Linked DNA regions of Homo sapiens: region 1 is linked to region 2. Evidence: read pairs that join two places in POLR2A ChIA-PET (ENCODE). Cell type or tissue: Panc1. All regions are shown on one strand. Links, peaks and the distances in the headings refer to the core of each region. The heading gives the core; the rest is flanking DNA. Region 1 overlaps CEP89 (centrosomal protein 89). Region 2 has its middle 5.2 kb from the start of RHPN2.

The links. ChIA-PET counts read pairs that join two places held together with the same protein. Peaks named below come from ENCODE experiments on the same cell type or tissue, not always from the same donor. Only the 100,000 strongest peaks of a DNase experiment are listed, where the experiment ranks them.
Region 1: POLR2A ChIA-PET joins it to region 2 with 5 read pairs; 8 of 35 experiments call an interaction of 5 or more read pairs at or near these places.

The regions. Positions count from the first base shown.
Region 1 is chr19:32,959,009-32,963,397 of GRCh38, forward strand. CEP89 (centrosomal protein 89) reads right to left here. Exons shown (of 19, transcript NM_032816.5): 3 at 892-1,050. Among named protein-coding and RNA genes, the nearest start is that of CEP89, 11 kb to the right of the region's middle. In Panc1, for the core only: no CTCF peak of the experiment used is centred there; no DNase peak of the experiment used is centred there.
Region 2 is chr19:33,067,872-33,072,260 of GRCh38, forward strand. No RefSeq gene overlaps it. Among named protein-coding and RNA genes, the nearest start is that of RHPN2, 5.2 kb to the left of the region's middle. In Panc1, for the core only: no CTCF peak of the experiment used is centred there; a DNase peak (open chromatin) is centred at 1,950; H3K27ac peaks cover 4,000 bases.

The sequences.
Region 1 (4,389 bases), core at 74-4,073, 110 kb before region 2:
TTCTGTCTCAAAACAAAACAAAACAAAACAAACAAAACAAAAAAAAAAAAAACAGACAAATGTGATCGTGGATCCCTACTCCCATCCCTGCCCCATGCACCCTTAGAGACCTCCAGTGTCTTCCCACCACTCCAAAGGCAGACACCAACCCTCTAAACAGGACACCAAAGGCACCCCCAGCCTGGTCCCTGCCCACTCCTCCAGCCCCATCTCGCATCCCAAACATCCTCTTTCCACTGCCACCTGTGTCACACTCCCTCGTTTCTGTCTGGAAAGCTCATCCCAGCCCCACAAAGATCATGCCTAGCCCTTGAGCTGTTCCTAGATGATTCCTGTACATCCTAAGCTCTCCCCTTGACCCTTTCTTCCTCAGGAGGAAACCTTCCTGACCCCCTAGCCCTGTGTCAGCTCAAACCCAGGACAAGCAACAAAGGAAAAGATGATGAAGAAAAAAGGCTAAACTGCAGCTGCCAAGAAGATCAAATTAATGTGAATGTCCAGAGATACACGTGAGAGGTAAGGAGGGACCACTCTCACTGTTCAGGTTGCTGCACAAAGAAACTTACTAAGGGCTGGAAGCAGCGCTGAATTCATTAGCTCTGTGCCGCTGTGAAAATGGCCAGGACCCATACAAGTCAAAATCTAACAAGATCCACTATGGAGGAAATCCAGATCGCAGAGCAATTAGGTTGCTGGACAGTGTCCATTTGACATTGGTGATGAAAACCCAGTGACTAAGACTCTAGTCATAAATACATGCATGAGCACCCACGCACCCACACAGGTACACATGCACACACATGTACGCATGCACACATACACGTAGAGACCAGGCTGAGCCTGCCCCTCTTCCACTCTCAGAGGAAGCAGAGGCGGCGATCTGGTACCTACCGAGGCCTCAGCTGTGAGGTGGTGGCATAGGGCTCGATGAAGCTGTCCTGTTCAACACTGCTCACATCACTCTCAGACCGGGACCTCTGGCGAGGCTGAGGAATAGCAACCGTCCGCCCAGTCAATGTTGTCGCCAGAATGGCTGCTGCCAGAGCAGATCTGCGGACAAAAACATCCCATGGAGACAGTGAGACATGAACATTCCAGGTGAATGCTGAACAAGGTACATAAACTCATCAAGGCTTACCTTCTGCTGGACAGTGTCGACTGAGCATTTACTCTGCACCCATCATCTACCGCAGGCCATCAGACAATCTCATTTGATTCTCACACAACTGTATGACTACATATTATTGTCATCCCATTTTCCATAGAAATTAAATGACTTGTAAAGATTACCTAGCCAATAGGAGGTAGAACAGGGCCTCTAATCCAGGCAGACACAAAAGCCTACATTCAAGTAGTTTTCTTATTAGAATGGAAGATCAGAATGGAAAAAGAAAATGAGATATAGAAAGACTAAAAGATTTAAAAGGGGACTTTAAAAATACTTGTGAATTACTCAGGAATATTTTACAGGAAAGTTAGAGTAAACAGATTTACCCTCCTGCCTAAAAAAGTAAAACAAGGCCAGGCGCGGTGGCTCATGCTTATAATCCCAGCACTTTGGGAGGCCGAGGTGGGTGGATCACGAGGTCAGGAGATCGAGACCAGCCTGGCTAACACGGTGAAACCTCATCTCTACTAAAAATACAAAAAAATTAGCCAGGTGTGGTGGCGCGCACCTGTAATCCCAGCTACTCAGGAGACTGAGGCAGGAGAATCGGTTGAACCCGGGAGGTGGAGGTTACTATGAGCCTACATTGCACTACTGCACTCCAACCTGGGCAACAGAGCAAGTCTCCATCTCAAAAAAAAAAATAGTAAAACAAAACAAAAGACCACCGTCCCAGCTTGCTGCCTAGGAAAATTTCCAGGTCACAGCACAGGGAGGAGGAATGGGTGGAGCCAGGCAGACTCCCTGAGTTGCAGAGATGGAGCTGAGAGAATGTGTAGGATAGAGTGCCGGAAAGGAGAGAACTGCACAGAGAGAACGAGGAGATCTGCAGAAGGTCCCCTAGTTTCAGCGGGATACAGTGCAGCACACAAGTGTGAGGAAATTACCAGACAGTGGAGGAAGAACCATTCACCAGGATCAGAGGAGCAGTGCCAGGTGCTTACATACAGCCCAAGACGGCAGCTGCTCCCACCAGGAAGACTGGAGAAACCTATCATTCACAAGATGCCGGGTGCAGCACTCAGAAAGGTCTGGCCTGGGTACTGGGGAATAATTAGCCCTGGCTGGGCACTGCTCCACACCCCACCTAACAAATCATATAAGAAAGACCCGGCCAGGCACAGTGGCTCACATCTGTAATCCCAGCACTTTGGGAGGCTGAGGAGGGCGGATCATGAGGTCAAGAGATGGAGACCATCCTGGCCAACATGGTGAAACCCTGTCTCTACCAAAAATACAAAAAAAAAAAAAAATTAGGTGGGCGTGGTGGCGGGTATCTGTAGTCCCAGCTACTTGGGAGGCTGAGGCAGGAGAATGGCGTGAACCTGGGAGGTGGAGCTTGCAGTGAGCCGAGATCGCGCCACTGCCCTCCAGCCTGGGCGACAGAGCGAGACTCCATCTCAAAAAAAAAAAAAAAAAAAAGAGCATCAATCAGATGTGGGATAAAAACCACCATTTTTCATATTTTGGTTTTGGGGCTTTTTTTTGAGACGATCTCACTCTGTTGCCCAGGCTGGAGTACAGTGGCGCAATCACAGCTCAGTATAGCCTCAACCTCCTGGGCTCAAGTGATCCTCCCACCTCAGTATCTTGAATAGCTGGGACTATAGGCACACGCCACCACACCTGGCTAATTTTTATATTTTTTGTAGAGATGGGGTCTCAATATGTTCTCCAGGCTGGTCTGGAACTCCTGGGCTCAAGTAATCCTCCTGCCTCAGTCTCCCAAAATGTTGGGATTACAGCCATGAGCCACCACGCCCAGCTGCTGTTTTGTTTTAAATTACTACATTTTGGTGCAATTGTCACACAGCAATAAATAACTAATAGCCTTACCATCAAATGGTGCTGGAAAAATCAAATTTCCATATGCAAAAAAAAAAAAAAATCATGGATCTATACCTTACACACTGATATGGTTTGGCTCTGTGCCATTACCCAAATCTCCTCTCAAATTGTAATCCCCATGTGTCGAAGGAGGAAAGTGATTGGATTATGGGGGTGGTTTCCCCCATCCTGTTCTTGTGATAGTGAGCTCTCACAAGAGCAGATGGTTTTACAAATGGTAGTTTCTTCTGAGCTCTCACATGCTCGCTCTCTCTCATCTGCCGCCATGTAAGACATGCCTGCTTCCCCTTCTGCCATGATTGTTGGTTTCCTGAGGATTCCCCAGCCATGCAGAACTGTGAGTCAATTAAATCTCCTTTGCTTATAAATTACCACATCTGAGGTAGTATCTTTACAGCAGTGTGAGAACGGACTAATACACGCACCATCTACAAACACTAACTCTAAATGGATTACAGACCTAACTGTAAAGCCGAAAACCATAACACTTCTAGAAGAAAATATAAGAGAAAACCTTTGTGACCTTAGGTTAGGTAAATATTTCTTCAATATGAGATACTGAAAGCATGATCCATAAAAGAAAAAATTGTAAGCTGGACTTCATAAAAATTAATAACTTCTGCTCTTTGAAAGGCACTGTTTAAGAGAATGAAAAGACAAGCCATAGATAGAGAGAAAAGACTTGCAAATCACATATTTGATAAAAGACTTGTATTGATACTATATAATGAACCCTCAGGATGCAATAATGGAAAACAAGCCAGGGCTGTGATGTCTCCAGGAAACCCACAGTCTTCACCCAGGTCTCTGCTTACGTCTCCTGGATGAAAAATGTCATTGCCTCCAACTGAACATGATCCTGAGTCCAACGGCCTTCCCAAGATGGTTCTTAGATCTGCAACAGGACTTGTGACCAACAAGGAATGCCCAATTTTTATAAATGGGCAAAAGATGTGAACAGATGCTTTACTAAAAAAGATATAAAGATGACAAATAAGCACATGAAAAAAATGCTCAATACCATTAGCCATTAGAGAAATGCAAAATAAGACCAGGCGCGGTAGCTCACGCCTGTAATCCCAGCACTTTGGGAGGCCGAGGCGGGTGGATCACTTAAGGTCAGGAGTTTGAGATCAGCCTGGCCAACATGGCAAAACCACATCTCTACTAAAAATACAAAAATTAGCCGGGTGTGGTGGTGCATGCCTGTAATCCCAGCTACTTAGGAGGCTGAAGCATGAGAATCGCTTGAATCCAGGAGGCGGAGGTTGAAGTGAGCTGAAATCGTTCCACTGCACTCCAGCCTGGGTGACAGAATGAGACTCTGATCAAAAATAACAGACTCCATCTCAAAAACAAAAAAACAAAAATAA
Region 2 (4,389 bases), core at 257-4,256:
CATAATGCCATCTGTACTGCTGTTAACTTAATAATCTTTTTTTTTTTTTTTTAAGACAGGGTCTTGTTCTGTCATCCAGGCTGGAGTGCAGTGGTGCAATCTTGGCTCACTGCAACCTCTGTTTCCCGGGCTCAGATGATCCTCCCACCTCAGCTTCCCAAGTAGATGGAACCACAGGCATGCCCCACCACACTCGGCTAATTTTTTTTTATTTTTTGTAGAGACGGGGTTTCTCCATGTTGCCCAGGCTGGGCTGGAACTCCTGAGTTCAAGTGATCCTCCCACCTCAGCCTCCCAAAGTGGTGGGATTACAGGCATGAGCCACCACGCCTGGCCAATAATCTTTTTTTTAAATTACTTTATTTAAACAAATTAATTAAATTTATTTAGTTAGTTTTTGAGACAGTGTCTCGCCCTGTTGCCCAAGCTGGAGTGCATTGGTATGATTATAGCTCACTGCAGCCTCCAATTCCTGGACTTGAAGGATTCTTCTGCCTCAGCCTCCCAAGTAGTTGGGACAACAGGTGTGCACCACTAACTTGGCTAATTTTTAAATTTTTGTAGAGATGGGGTCTCACTATATTGCTCAGGCTGTTCTCAAACTCCTGGGCTCAAGTGATCCTCCTGCCTTGGCCTCCTAAAGTGCTGAGATTACAGGCATGAGTCACTGTGCCTGGCCCAAATTTTATTTTAAAAGGCAACTATATCACAACCATAAGGGGAAAACCAGTGATACTTTCCCTGTTAGAGGAGAAACATAAAAGTGAATACAATAAAGGGCAAAATATATTATTAAATCTAGCCAGATATCATTGCCTTTTTGAGTTGTTCCTTTTGTTAAAAAGGAAGAAGAGACCAGGCACAGGCTGGAGTGCCGAGATCACACCACTGCACTCCAGCCTGGGTGACACGAGTAAGACCCTGTTTCAAATAAATAAGTAAATAAAAATAACAGCCAGGCATGGTGGCGCATGCCTGTAGTCTCAGCTACTCAGGAGACTGAGGCAGGAGGATTCCTTGAGCCCAGGAGGTGGAGGCTGCAGTGAGCTATGATCGTTGCCACTGCACTCCAGCCTGGGCAACAGACCAAGACCCTGTTTAAAAATAAATAAATAGGCCGGGCACGGTGGCTCACGCCTGTAATCCCAGCACTTTGGGAGGCCGAGGCTGATGGATAATCTGAAGTCAGGGGTATGAGACCAGCCTGACCAACATGGTGAAACGCCGTCTCTACTAAAAAATCAAAACATTAGCTGGGCCTGATGGCACAGGCCTGTGATCCCAGCTACTCAGGAGGCTGAGACAGGAGAATTGCTTTAACCTGGGAGGCAGAGGTTGCAGTGAGCCAACATCGCGCCATTGCACTCCAGCCTGGGCAACAAGAGCGAAACTCCGTCTCAAGAAAATAGTAATAATAAAATAAATAAATAAATAGGCCAGGCGTGGTAGCTTACGCCTATAATCCCAGCACTTTGGGAGGCCGAGGCAGGAGGATCAGGAGGTCAGGAGTTTGAGACCAGACTAACCAACATGGTGAAACCCCGTCTCTACTAAAAATACAAAAATTAGCCGGGCATGGTGGCATGTGCCTGTAATCCCAGCTGTTCAGGAGGCTGAGGCAGGAGAATCACTTGAACCCGGGAGGCAGAGGTTGCAGTGAGCCCAGATTGCGCCACTGCACTCCAGCCTGGAAAACAGAGCAAGACTCTGTCTCAAATAAGTAAGTAAATAAATAAATAAATAATGTAAAAAATAAAAAGGATGAAGAGTAAGAAAAGGACGCGTGGTGTTAAACACACACCAGCCCACCCAAAGACTACCTCCTGAGCATCTTCAGAGGAAAACGGGCTCCTCTCTGTGTAAGTCCCAGCGGGGCATTTCCTGGCCATGTGAGCCATCTGAGTGTCAGTGCTTGGGGCTACATCTGCGCAGAACCAGACATCTTTAGACATTCTCATGACTCATTGCACTGGTACCCACAGGTCTGTTCTTTTATCTCTGATCCCACTTTGACCAGGCAATTAGAACTGCCGCCGCTGACCCAACAGGACAGCAGCATCTCACCTCCTATTTGTCAACCCCATTGGTGGTCTGTGCAACAAGAACCACCCATGAGCCCCTGTGCTACTAACAAAAGAGTTGGGTGGGAACTTCTGAGCTATGCAAAAGATTAAAATCTCAACTGCAAACAACTGTTTTGTTAAGTCTCATTTTACCATCTGGTTTAGGTCAGCAGGTGCCTGTCCAGGGACCCAGTTGGGTGCCTGTCCAGGGACCCAGTTCCTCCAAGTAAAATTCAAGTGTCACGTCCTAAGACCTTCTTGTTGACAAAGGAATGTTGGTTTTTGAGGGCAGCCTGAAATAACATCCTCTCTTGGGGAATCTGATGAAGTTTGCCAAATTAAATGCAGAAATTATAAGATAATCCTTGAATGAATAAAATTCACTGCAAATAGTAAACTCAACTTTGCAATTTTTTTTTTTTTTTTTTGAGACAGAGTCTCCCTCTGTTGCCTAGGCTGGAGTGCAGTGGCACGATCTCAGCTTACCGCAACCTCCACCTCCCAGGTTCAAGTGATTCTCCTGCCTCAGCCTCCCTAATAGCTGGGATTACAGGCGCGCACCACCACGCCTTGCTGATTTTTTGTATTTTTAGTAGAGATGGGGTTTCAGCATGTTGGCCAGGCTGGTCTTGAACTCGTGATCTCAGGTGATCCACCTGCCTCGGCCTCCCAAAGTGCTGGGATTACATGCATGAGCCACCATGCTTGGCCCATTTTGCAATTTTTGTAAAAATAATTCTTAGAAATTACCAGGCCCAGTGGCTCTCACCTGTAATCCCAGCACATTAGGAGGCCAAGGCAGGAGGATCACTTGAGCCCAGGAGTTCAAGACCATCCTGGGCAACATACTGAAACATCCATCTCTACAAAAAAATTTAATTAATTAGCCAGGAGTGGCCGGGCGCAGTGGTTCACGCCTGTAATCCCAGCACTTTGGGAGGCTGAGGCGGAGGGATCACTTGCGGTCAGAAGTTCGAGACCTGCCTGGCCAACATGGTGAAACCCTGTCTCTACTAAAAATGCAAAAAATTAGCTGGACTTAGTGGTGGGCACCTGTGATCCCAGCTACTCAGGAGGCTGAGGCAAGAGAATCTCTTAAACTCAGGAGATGAAGGTTGCAGTGAGCCAGGATCGCACTACTGCACTTCAGCCTGGGCAACAGAGTGAGACTCCATCACACACACACACACAAAAAGCCAGGAGTGGTAGCACATGCCTGCAGTTCCAGATACTCAGGAAGTTGAGGCAGAAGGATTTCTTGAGCACAAGAGTTCAAGACTGCAGTGAGCCAAGATTACACCACCGTACTCCAGCCTGGGCTACAGAGCAAGATACTGTCTTATAAAGAAAAAAAAAAAATTGGCCAGGCGCGATGGCTCACACCTGTAATCCCGGCACTTTGGGAGCCTGAGGTGGGTGGATCACGAGGTCAGGAGATCGAGACCATCCTGGCTAATACGGTGAAACCCCGTCTCTACTAAAAATACAAAAAATTAGCCAGGTGTGGTGGCATGCGCCTGTAAGGTCCCAGCTACCCAGGATGCTGAGGCAGGAGGACGGCGTGAACCCGGGAGGTGGAGGTTGCAGTGAGCTGAGATGGCACCACTGCACTCCAGCCTGAGCGACAGAGTGAGACGTCGTCTCAAAAAAAAAAAAAAAAAAAAAAATTAAAATTCTCAGAAATTTAAGCCATTTGGTGCCATGGAGGAACACCAACTAGAGAGGACCACATCAAGTTCAGCAGGCTCAAAGTCCCCTTAGCCACACCCTTTTGGCCCTCACAGTCTCAGTTTTCCCCACTTTACTAAATATATATATACATATTTTTTTTTTCGAGATGGAGTCTTGCTCTGTCCCCCTGGCTGGAGTGCAGTGCAGTGGTGTGATCTCAGCTCACTGCAACCTCTGCCTCCTGAGTTCAAGCTATTCTCCTGCCTCAGCCTCCCGAGTAGCTGAGATCTTAGGCATGTACCACCATGCCTGGCTAATTTTTGTATTTTTAGTCAGGCTAAATTATATTGATCAGGCTAGTCTCGAACTCCTGATCTCAAGTGATCCGCCCGTCTCAGCCTCCCAACATGCTGGGATTACAGGCGTGAGCCACCGCGCCCAGTCTACAATAAATTCTTACACATAGCTGTCATTTCCTGCATACTTATTCCGTGCCAGGTGCTGTCCTAAGTACACTGCATGCATTAGCTCAGTTCTCCCACAACCCTGTGAGGTAGGTACTTTATCATCCCCTTTTTACAGAGAAGGAAGCTGAGCCTCAGAGGTCACCAGCCTCCTAAGTGGCAGAGTCAGGGCTGTCTGATGCTATGCTATA